Linked DNA regions of Homo sapiens: region 2 is linked to region 1. A link is an interaction called in ENCODE POLR2A ChIA-PET data of the cell type or tissue named here. Cell type or tissue: OCI-LY7. All regions are shown on one strand. Each heading gives the region's core, and the rest is flanking DNA. Links, peaks and the distances in the headings are about the cores only.

The links. ChIA-PET counts read pairs that join two places held together with the same protein. Peaks named below come from ENCODE experiments on the same cell type or tissue, not always from the same donor. Only the 100,000 strongest peaks of a DNase experiment are listed, where the experiment ranks them.
Region 2: POLR2A ChIA-PET joins it to region 1 with 8 read pairs; 2 of 35 experiments call an interaction of 5 or more read pairs at or near these places.

What each region holds. Positions count from the first base shown.
Region 1 is chr6:150,261,185-150,267,347 of GRCh38, forward strand. No RefSeq gene overlaps it. Among named protein-coding and RNA genes, the nearest start is that of IYD, 100 kb to the right of the region's middle. RefSeq lists an enhancer at 2,949-3,449. In OCI-LY7, for the core only: no CTCF peak of the experiment used is centred there; a DNase peak (open chromatin) is centred at 3,067.
Region 2 is chr6:150,379,803-150,385,965 of GRCh38, forward strand. The region is part of intron 1 of IYD (iodotyrosine deiodinase); the gene reads left to right. It also overlaps the pseudogene SSR1P1. Among named protein-coding and RNA genes, the nearest start is that of IYD, 14 kb to the left of the region's middle. In OCI-LY7, for the core only: no CTCF peak of the experiment used is centred there; no DNase peak of the experiment used is centred there.

The DNA.
Region 1 (6,163 bases), core at 399-5,398:
CTATAATATAAGAGGAGGTCTTGCAGAAGAGATAGAGGATGCTTCCCCCCTGTTGACCCTTCCTCCAAATCAATTAGCAAAAGTCAGTTGATTTTAAAAAACTTCATCACTTTATGCATAATCATTTAAAAAGACACCAGAAAATGTGGAGCTTCTTTCCAGCAATCCACATATTATCCCTAAAAGACTCCAGCTTCCTGCAATTAAGAGCTAAAAATTACTCAGTAATTTTTTTTTTAGAGATAGGGTCTTGGTCTTTTGCCCAGAGTGCAGTGGTATGATCATGGCTCGCTGTAGCCTCAAACTCCTGAGCTCAAGCAATTCTCCCCACTCAGCCTCCTGAGTAGCTGGGACTACAGGCACGTGTTACCACACCTGGCTAATTTAAAAAATGTTTCTTTAGAGATTAGGTCTGGCTATGTTGCCCAGGCTGGTCTCGAACTCCTAGGCTCCAGCAGTCCTCCCACCTCAGCTTCTCAAAGTGCTGGGACTACAGCCATTGTGCCTGCAAGCAATAATTTTTTAAAAATTATTATAATAAAATATTTTTGATGTACAGAAAAATCTAGGAAATAATATTGAAAGATGTCTCTATTTCTCTCTACTTGACATTTCACTTAAGAAATGAAACATTATAGATGAGACAGAAACCTCTTGGTACCTGTCCCTGACCCTTTCCTCTCTCTCCATAGAGGTAACTATTAACCTGAAGTTGATATGAATCCTTACCATGCATTTTTTTTTTTTTTTTTTTACTCCTTCTGAAGGGTCCACACCTATGCATTTGAAACTTCATAAAATAGTATCATACTTTATGTGCCTGAGCACCTTGCTTTTTACATGTGAGTCTTCTGTATTGAACATTGTGACCACCTTCTCTGTTCTAAGGGAGAGGCCTAATCTCTCCCGGATGGATGCGTTGGCGTCTCCTGACACAATGCTAGGATGGGCCTCCAGGATGCCTCGTGTCCACAGCAGTGAGAATTTGCCTTCTGGCAGTGCTTCCCAAAGTCACCTGATCCTAGGACCCCTGCGGTGGGGGTGGGTAGGGGCATTGTTAAAAACGCAGATCCCTGAGCCTACTCCGTGGTAGATCCACCACCCACGAGCCATTCAGTGCCCACAGGTGAGTCTTAAGATGACCTTGCATGTTTGGGAAACTCCACAGCAAATACTTTCTGTAAAAGGCCAGATGGTAAATATTTTAAGCTTTCGGTCTCATCCGAGCTCTGTCACCCCTTCCCCACCCTCCTTCTTCATAACCCTGTAAAATATTAAAAAGTCATTCTTAACTCTAGCGCTATACAAAGACAGGCTGCTGGCTGGATCGGCCCGGCACGGTGTGCTCACCCTGCTCTGGGAATTGCTGAGGTGAGACGCTCCATGTCTCTACATTGACTAGATATTGTCAAATGCTCCCAGGTGATTTTACAGCTGCAAAGTCTGTGACCTCCCTCTTCTTCCTGGTCGTCTGTGACCACTTTTCCCACCATTCTCACTCTGCCTTTTTTTGACATGCAGTTTGCCCATTGCACCGTTTCTTTATATTACAAGCACTTCTTGCCTGAACTCAGATTTTTATTGATTATGTTTGAGGAGCAGCATGCCAGTCTCTCTCTGTATAAAATCCTTCTACAGGCTGGACACGGTGACTCACACCTGTAATCCCAGCACTTTGGGAGGCCGAGGCAGGCAGATCACGAGGTCAGGAGATTGAGATCATTCTGGCCAACATGGTGAAACCCCATCTCTACTAAAAATACAAAAATTAGCTGGGTGTGGTGGCATGTTCCTGTAATCCCAGCTACTCGGGAGGCTGAGGCAGGAGAATTGCTTGAACCAGGGAGTCAGAGGTTGCAGTGAGCTGAGATCGTGCCACTGCACTCCAGTCTGGACAATAGAGCAAGACTCCATGTCAAAAAAAAAAATCCTTCTACAATGAGCTCATCACTGCTTCCAGAAACCTGTATGGCCTTGTCAGGCTGTCCAGTGTGGGAACTGTGCTCCCCACAAGAGTTTCAGCTCCAGAACAGATGCCATTATCAGGACAGATGTGACAGACAGCTCTCACTGAACACATAGCCACGGCATGCTGGAATTCCTTGGCATTCTTTTGGGAGATGCTAATTAAGGCTTCTGGTTTTTATGATTATCTAGGGTAGAAAATGTATGGGCAATGGAGGCAGTCCTGAAAAATTAAGAAAATGTTGACAAAGCCATGAATAAAGCATCAATATTTGTAAAGAAAAACATATAGTCAGGAACTTTCAAAAAATGAAAGAATCCAGGTCATTGGCAGTGGGGCCTCCAACAAGCTCATGCCAGTCACACTTAACAATGTTTAAGTTAGAATAACAGGAGGGGAATGGGTTGGCTCTGTTTGGATTAGAGAAGAAAGCACCTTGTTCTCAAAATCAAGTTGTTGGCTTGAATAAAACCTGGAATCCTGGAAGACCAGGGAAATGTGACATGGCCCCGTGGCCCTACAGGTGTGATGTCATTGGTTTCATTAAGGCAAAGGGGTAGACTGGAGGCTGCTACCACAAAGCCTTCTGACAACAATGGCCGCTGAGCTCCCTGTACTGCATGAGGTGGGAGCAAACAGGAAAGTCACCACCAGGCAGCCAGAGGAACTTGGCAAAATAGGCAGTTTTGGCCTCTGGGTCATGTAGACAAGGAGATAGCTAGAGCAAGTCCCAGACACAGCAAGGAGGGCTGCTTGCTGCCTGACAGCTTTGCGCAACTGGCTACACCCACCCCTTCTATCCTGTACCCCTGCATGTATGCACAAGGTGAAGCATGCACAGGATGCCATGTGCACAGGATGGGGCATGAACAGCATGCCGCATGCACAGGATGCCACATACACAGGATGCCGCATGCACAGGATGCCGCACGCACAGGATACCGCACGCACAGGATACCGCACACACAGGATGCCGCACGCACAGGATGCCGCACGCACAGGATGCCGCACGCACAGGATGCCGCATGCACAGGGTGCCGCACGAACAGGATGCCACACGCACAAGATGCTGCATGCACAGGATGCTGCATGTACAGGATGCTGCATGCACAGGATGCCACATGCAAAGGATACCACATACACAGGATGCCACATGCACAGGATGCTTTGTGCACAGGATTCTGTGTGAACAGGATTCTGCATGTACAGGATGCTTTGTGCACTGGATTCTGTGTGAACAGGATGCCGTATGCATAGGATGCCACACTCACAGGCTCACACTCTGCTGGCTCCACTGGCATTCTGTGCTCTGGATCTGCCTCTGACTTTCCCCACATCTGTTCCTCTACAAGGAGACACCATTTGGGTACCACTTCTCCCAAATGACACTGTGCCTACCTCAGCAAACAGCATGCACATCTTTGAAGGCCTGTTTCAGGCTATGTGGTAGGTGCAGGTGGTTCCTTCCTTGCCTCTCAAATCACTCAGTGGCCTGCTCAGCTGCTGGAAAGGAACAGCCCCGGACACACATTCTGTGCAGCCACAGTTCTGGACACAGTTCCACCACAGGACTGAGGAGTAGCCATGCTGACTCGGGTCACTCACCTCCTAAAGACATTGCAGGACAAATGGAAAATACCTCCTTTCCTTCTGTCTCCATGCCAGCAGTGAGCTAACAGGAACGGGTCCCTGTATCTGTCTTCCTTTGTCCTCCATGTGCCAGGGGCAAGGACAGCCCAGGCAGTGGCAGTATAGTGACTACCTCCTGAGCTGGCCCACGGTGTCCACAAGCTGGGCATGGTCTGCATTCAATCCACCTGAAGATGAGCACCTCATTTTATTGTTCCACTTTGAGGCCAATTTTGTAAACTCTGAAAGAAAAAGAAATCCTTGGCTAACATCTGTAAAAAACATACCCTTGGCATTTAATAACTGACATTAGTGTGGCATTTCATTGTTTTAATTTTTTAAAAGTCATTTGATATTCTCATCAACTCTGTGAAGCAGGTGAAGCGAATACTGTTATTTTTTAAAAAAATTATTGTCCCCTTATAGATGAAGAATTTAAAGCTCAAAGACAATTTTAGGCCTTCCTGAAATTTTTGAAGGGCCCAGATCTGGTATGTGATAAATCTGAGACTCAGGGCCAAATCTTAAAAATTACTTAATCCTATGATTTTTTTTTTTTTTAACTAGACCATTGGTTGTATTGGTCAGGGTTCTCCAGAGAAACAGAACCAATAGGACACACACACACACACACACACACACACACACACACACACACACACACTTATGTGTATTTATAAAAATGTATTATTTTAAGGAATTGGCTCATGTGAGTGTGGGACTGGAAAGTCCAAAATCTGTAGGGCAGTCTGGGAGGCTGGAAACTCAGGTGAGTGCTAATGATGCTGTTTTGATGCAGAATTTCTCTTTTGTGGGAAACTTTAGTTTTTGCTTTTAAGACCTTCAACTGTTTGGATGAGGCCTACCCACCAACGTCATTGAGATTAATCTCCTTTACTTAAAGTTGACTGATTATAGATGTTAACTATATCTATAAAGTACTTTCTCAGCAATACCTAGATTAGTGTTTGATTAAATGATTGGGTATTATAGCCTAGCCAAATTGATACATAAAGCTAACCATCACAAGTATACCATAGAAATTCTCCTAGTAAAAGTCTCAATTTTTGCCGGGCATGGTGGCTCACACCTGTAATCCCAGCACTTTGAGAGGCTGAGGCAGGTGGATCACCTGAGGTCAAGAGTTCAAGACCAGCCTGCCCAACATGGTGAAACCCTGTCTCTACAAAAATACAAAAATTAGCTGGGCATGATGGCAGGTGCCTGTAATCCCAGCTACTCGGGAGGCTGAGGCTGGAGAATTGCTTGCACCCAGGAGGTGGAGATTTCAGTGAGCTGAGATCACACCATTGCACTTCAGCCTGGGCGACTGAGTGAGACTCTATCTCAAAAAAAAAAAGTCTCAATTTTGTGGCTGGCAGAAGTAAGAATGAACACATAGAGGGATAAAAGGTGAAACTAAAGATTTCTGCAGTGGTCTGTATTCCATTGACAATGTGTCCCTTGAAGGTGGGTCTTCATCACATTCAGCCTTGGATCCCAGCACCCAGCACAGTGCCTGCTATGGTAGGTCATCAGTAACCATGTGTCCAAGGAATATGTCTAAGCCCACCTTATTATCTCACAGATGCTTATCATGGAATTAACCATAACTTATAAAATAGTGGCTGCCAGGCCTTTCCAGCCATAAGAGATGTGCTCTGGAACTGACTGTCTGGTTCCAAGTGTAGCCTCTCCATTTTCCAGCTGTGCCACCTTAGGCGAGTACCTAACCCTCTCTGTGCTCCATTTCCTTCATTTGAAAAATGTAGGTGATCATTGTTTCTACATAGGGTGGTTGTGCAAATTGAATGAGTTGATTCATATGAGGTACTTAACTCACTCAGTGCCTGGCACATAGAAATACCCAATAAATGTAAGCTATTATTCCTATTATCATGTACACATATGCCCTAAATTCTTTTGTGTTGAGCCCCACATTCTTCACTTGTAGGAAATCCAGACTTCACAGATTGTTCTTCCTCAGATATTTTCCAGATTCCTGGGTTACCAGGAATAATTGTACACATTGGAAGTAGATTGATAAATATATAATTAATAAGATTTTGCCTTCTGGAAAAGAATCCCTCCAAATTAAAACAATCATGATTAGCCTAGTGTATTAGTTTGCAGGCTGCCATAAACGAAGTAGCAAAAACTGGGTGGCTTAAACAACAGAAATTTATTGTCTCATAGTCCAGGAAGCCAGAGCCCAAGATTAAGATGTTGGCAGGGTTGGTTCCCCCGGAGCGCTCTGAGGGAAAATCTGTTCCATGCCTCTCCCTGAGCTTCTAGCCTCAGGCGTTCCTTGGCTTGTAGGGAGCTGTCTTCTCCCCGTGTCTTCACATCGTCTTCCCTCTATAAGTGTCTGTCTCTATGTCCAAATTTCCCCTTCTTGTAAGGATGCCAGTCATACTGGATTAGAGTCTTCCTGATGACTTCGTCTTAACTTGATCATCTATAAAGACACTATGTCCAAATAAGGTCCTATTCACAGGTGCTAGGGGTTAGAACTTTAACATCTTTTGGGGGTAACCAGTTCAACCTATAACACCCTGCTTTCATACT
Region 2 (6,163 bases), core at 398-5,397, 120 kb after region 1:
TATCTGATCATTGGGTCCATTCATTCCCCCTGAAATTCATTACTCCTACACCTCCCATCTCCTCTTCCTCTATAAAGAAGGGTGTATAAGCATTTGGACCCCGTTGGGTTATTGAGTGATCATTCTCTTGCTATTGCCCCATGCTATGCATGTTAGAATAATTTTGTATGGCTTTTTCTCCTATTAATCTGTCTTTTGTGAATTCATTTTCAGTGAATCTTCAGAGAGTGAGGGAGGAAGCTTTCCCCCTTCACCCCTATAGTATAAAAGTCACATCTGTCTTGTTCACTAATATATATATCAAAGGCTCAATAAAAGCCTTGTTGAATGACTTGTATATTTCCATCTTCCAGGAAGATTTTGAGAACTTTACCAAATGTAATTTGCATTATACATAGTATTTGGTGTTTTGCAAATTACAATTGTAACCTGAAAACTTGTTTTTTCCCAACTAATCATACCCACCAGAGATTTTTATTCCACTGTACCACCATTCTCTCCCTAAAACACCACAACTACCACTACCACTACCACAACAACAACCACTGCAAAATCATTGCTATTGGCATTTCCTGAGCAGATGTCTAAAAAAAGAAAGTTGTTTAGTTCCACTAATATAAAACAGATCAACTTTAGGACTTGCGCTGCTTCTTCATGCTTTGTTCTTTTAGCTAATGTGTAATACTTACATAACCCAAGGGTTAGCTGAGCTCATCCTATTTAGAAAAAAATAAATAAACTAAAAATAAGATTTAAAAAAGGCTGAATCCTCAATCCTACATGCTTTGAGGAGGCCAATTCCCTCTCAAAGATTTGACAATCCCCACAGAACCTGTGTCTATGGAGCCACCTCTGGCTCTGAGGTTCATGCCCAAGGGACCCCCGATTTCCTCTATGTGTTTTCTTCTTCCACCTCACACCAATTTATCTGTGGAAATCAACCTTTGTTTCTGTTTGTTTCTTTGGTCTCTCACTTCCCAACTCCTCAAACAGCATGTTAGCATTTGGGGCAGCCCTTCTTCCTTCTAAAGGTCTTTTGAGCCACTGTCATAGGCCTCCCTTTGGGCTCCCCTCCCCAAACTCTGTTCCCCTCACTTGATCATGCTCAGCTCCTCTCCCCCAAAGACTCATGCCTATGCTCTGAAAAAGAGTGGTCCATGGAATCCAGGGACATGGCAGCACAGGAAAATCGTCAGAGGTTTACAATTTTACACTGTCTTCTTCCCTCATCAGCCTGGTGAGGGGATGTGAGCAACAGGAAGTTTATTTTCCACAAATGATGCTACTTTGCTCAAAAGGCAAAAGTACCTATGGCCAGTTTTGTTTACACTTTTAAGTTCTTACTCATTGTATTAAACTCCAAATCTTTCTTGAAAGTATTGATATTTTAAACACGAAACAGAAATTTAAAAATATTGGTTTTGCTATTGTACTTACAGAAATGGTAACATGGCAAGAAATTCATCTCTAAGGATCTAAGTTTCCACTGTATCTAGACTTTACCTACTTTTGCTGAACCTGAACTTTCACTGCATTGAGAAAATGTCAAGTGTCTTTTCTCCTTTTTTAGAAGTTTTGTTTAAAAGTTCTGAACAGTTGACTTATTCCTGATTCCTCTGGTAATTAATCTCTATGGCCTTCTTCTCATTGAAAAAACTCTTAATTGTGAAATGCACTCACTGAAGAAGTGTATAAAACACAGATGAACAGCTTAACAAATAAGTATTAAGCAAAACCTTATACAATTATCACTTAGGTTAAGAAATATACACATCCAACATTTCATAAACACCCATATGTCCTTCCCCAGTCACAACCTCTTCTATTTCCAACAGAAGTAACTTCTATTTTGAATTTTATGAAAATTATTTCTTTGCTTTTCTTCTTAGTTGCATTACTCTTACACAACTAAACATTCCTAAACATTAAAATTATACTGTTTATATTCTTTTGACTTGCTGTTTTATATTTGTAAGGGTCAAATATAATGCAAAGCAGGTTAGGCATGTAACTGAGGCTTATTCATTTTCACTATTGTATAGTATTCTGTTATATGACTATATCACAATTTATTCTACTGTTGATGAACATTTGGTCTATTTCTAGTTTAGGACTATTATCAACTATTTCTGTAAACATTTTAATACTAGTCTTGTACATATGTGCATGGATTTTTCTGGCGTGTGCAAGCAATTGCAGAGTCATGGTGTGAAGGGCCTGATGATGTACCACGCAGATCCCCCCTTGAGGAAGGGCTTGCTGTCTCTATTGCTGCGAGTACTGTCGGCCTCTTGCAGGAATGGCCTCTGCTGTAGATAGCTATCTCTCCCGAGATCCCACCCCTCCCAGGATGGCCCACATCTAATGACTGATTGCAGTGGTCGTATAAAGGTCCAGCCATTATGGCCTAATCTGAGACAACTCTGATGGACAATTTTAGTTTCAAAATAGCCCTTGCTGTGGTTGAGGCCGTCTCTCAGCTTGCATTGCAGCTTGGCTTCTTCTGCCCAATCTTGTTTCTTTCCTCTCCCTTCCATAGGTTTTGATCCCAAAGCTACTTCCTATAAACATTCCACACACGACTCAGTCTCTGAGTCAGCTTCTTGGAGAACCTAAGTAGAGACATGTAGGGTATACCTCTATCCAATTTTACTAGACAATACTGAGTTTTAAAATCTCGGATTGGTATTTTTCAACAATTTTGGAAAAATTTCAGCCATTGCCTTTTCAGATATTGCCTCTGGCCCATTTCCTCTCTCTCTTCTCCTTTCAGGACTCCAATTAAATGGTTAGACCTTCTCACTGTATCCTCTGATGTCTTTTACATTCTCACCTATGTTTTCTGTCTTTCTCTTTCCATGCTACATTTTGGATAGGTTAGAAGAAACTATCTTCCTATTGATTCATTTCCTCTTTAGCTGTGCCTACACTGATGTTAAACCTATTAATTGAATGTTTAATTTAGTTTGTTTTCATTTTTGTTTCTAGAGGATCTTTTTAGTTCTTTTTTCCAAATTTGCTGTCACTTTTTTCTGCCAAAGTCGTGTGTCTTGTATTTCTTTGGACATAGTAAGCATAGTTGTTTCATGATCTGTGGCTGATAACTCCAGTATCATAAGTCATTGTTGGTCTGTTTCTGATGCCCATAGTTTTTTAATGGTTCTTATTCATAACTTTGTGTTTTCCTAAATACATTGTTATTTTTCATTGTTTGCTAGTCATTCTTTTGGAAAAGTACTTATAAAAACTTTGTGAGGTCTAGGATATTGGTACTTATTTCCAGGGAAAATGCACTTTTGTGCTTACATGGTGTGACACTAATACTCTGGGATGACTTTAACCTAAGGTCAAACCCTGTGGTTCCCTGGATCACTCAGATGATATTATCTTAGGCTGCAAGCACATATCAGGGCTGGTTTATTTAAAATCCCCCCTTACTATGAGACTGTAGACCTTCAGGGTCCCAGCTTAAAGTGTAGGGGGCTGTCAAGTCTCCATGGGTAGACCTGGGATTTTGGCTTTTGTCATCATCCTTTATCTCAGATCAACCTCACAGCTGTTTCTTGGTAATTGGAAAATACATAATACTCTGGGCATTTGAATGCTGGTCTACCTCTGTGGTACTAACCTTCAGCTAGATTTTGACCGTCATTTCCTACAATAACAGATGAGCATTCCAATGCATACAAGAAAATGTTTTAAAATATATCTTACAAAGGATTTCAGTTGTTTTGGTTTTCTAGCTTGCGGCGTTCATAAAAATTCTCTAATTAACCACTACTAAAAGTGAAAATCCTTTAACAGATGCCACAACCACAAATTGCAGCAACTATAACCACAGCTGCATCAGCTAATCAATGAGATCAAAATGGATTTATGGTCGGGTGCAGTGGCTCATGCCTGTAATCCCAGCACTTTGGGAGGCTGAGGTGGGAGGATTGCTTGAGCCCAGGAGTTTGAGGCCCATGCAACATAATGAGACCAAGTCTCTAAAAAAAAAAAAAAACAAAAACAAAAACAAAAAAAATTAATGTTTAAAAAAAACCTCCTCCCAAAAAAAACCCTTGAAGTGGATTTGTATCTACTAAAAGAAAAAAGTAACAAGTTATTTTCTTCCATCACACAGCTCAAGGCATGGGATACACATCATATCAAGCACATATAATTGGGTTTTGGGGAGGTTGTCAATGAGGAAGATATATAACAACATTATATTCAGTTTCCTAAAGACACAATTTAGGTAGTACAATAATGATTCAGGTAGGACACAAACACATGCACACACATACATTTTAATGGTTTAAAACATCTTAAATTTGTTATTTTAGGAAAGTGAGTGCTGAGCATTTTCAGCAATATCACAGCAGACTGATGATCTGTTCTTATCTAAGTAGGAGTTGCTTTCTGTGTGATATGGCTTCTCTACACCCATTCCCATCAGGCTGCAAAATATTAGGGCAGGTTTGTTAAAGACTGAATTATTGTGTAAAAGAACCATCTACTCATTAGATCCCAACAATATTTTCAGTGTTTACTCCATGGGCAGCCTTCTCAGTGAAGCTTTCTTTATGCGATTCAAATTTCACTGAAAAAATTCCAACACATAACAATTCATTCTGATTTGATATACTGAGGTTTACTTTCTGTACTGGCCTCATTTTGGTATATTTTGCCTCCTAAGTTCTAGGAATTGATAAAACTCAGCAACAACTGGAAGCCCAAGACCAGCCTAAGACAAGCAAGGAATATCTATTATTATTATTATATTTTTGCCATCCAAACATTTTCCCCTCAATAATTTTAACTGTTTGAAGACAGCATCTTAGAATTTTTTTCTGTTGAAATCTTTGTAGTTCAGAAGTATGTCTTTTCATGAGCTTAAGTGAAATGAAGAAACAGTATTCAGAAAAGCTGTGAAATTTTGGATATATAACGAACAATTTTGAGAATATTGGAATGTAGTATCTGGGAATTTGACAATACAGTCTTCAGAACTCTTGTTTGTAGAGACTATCTTGAACTTCACAAAGTTATTTATTGGAAAATCTTCTTCTAAAATAACATAACTGGGTGTGCCCTTGGTGAAGCTTTTAGTGCACTAGACACATCATCCTTCTTATCTTCTGCCATATCTGTGGGCTCATTTTCTTTCTCCTCAGTTTTGGCATTTTTAGCTCCAGTGATTGACCCTTCTGTTGCATCTTCATCTTCTCTAAGATCTTCAACTACTGATAATGAGCTTGCAGAACTTTCTGAACAGGAGGGTAATGGGGAAAACAGAAGAAGTGGCAGAAGCAGGCAGACATAATGAGAAATTTTATGTAATTAAATGTAACAGTTCTTTTCTCATGTTTAATCTTTTTGTGTCTTATTTAAGAAATCCTTCTCCACTCCAAGGTCGTGAAGACATTCTCTTATATTCTCTTCTAAAAGCTTTAAAAATTAATCTTTCATATTTAGAATTGTGGTGAGAACATCCTATTTGTTCTCAATCACTGATGGAAGGGTTTCAAAGATACATCATTACCATAGCTGGATGTGGTGGGGTTTTTCCCCCCATAGTTAGACTATCAGATTAAGAAAGTTCCTTTCTCCAAATTTACTAAGAGATAAATGTCAAGTTTTACTAAACACCTTTTCTGCATTGTAATGATTTTTGTGGTTTACGTTCTTCAGCTTTTTAATGTGATAAAAAAAAAAAGATTGTTTTTCTAATGTTAAATTAACCTCATATTCCTGGGATAATTCTAACTTGGCCAAGATGTATTTTTTTTTATAAATTGCTGAATTCTGTTATTAATATTTTATTTAGGATTTTTGTACCATGTTTGTGAGGAAGTTGAGCCTGTAGTTTTTTGTTCTCTTAATGCCCTACTTATGTTTGGTATCAAGGTTGTGGTCATTCCATAAAATGAGTTGGAGGGTGTTTACTCTTTTTCTATTGTATCTGGACCTAGAGTTGCTTTCTCTTTTAGGAAAATCTTTGCTTACTAATTCAGCTTATTTAATAGTCAGCAGACTTTTCAGTTTTTCTATTTTGAAGTTAGTTTTAGCAGGTTATATTTTTAAGAAATTTGTCTATTTTATATAAATTTTCTAATATATTGGTATAATAAATATTCTCATACTATTTGTTGAATGACAGTAACATCTGTACTGATGC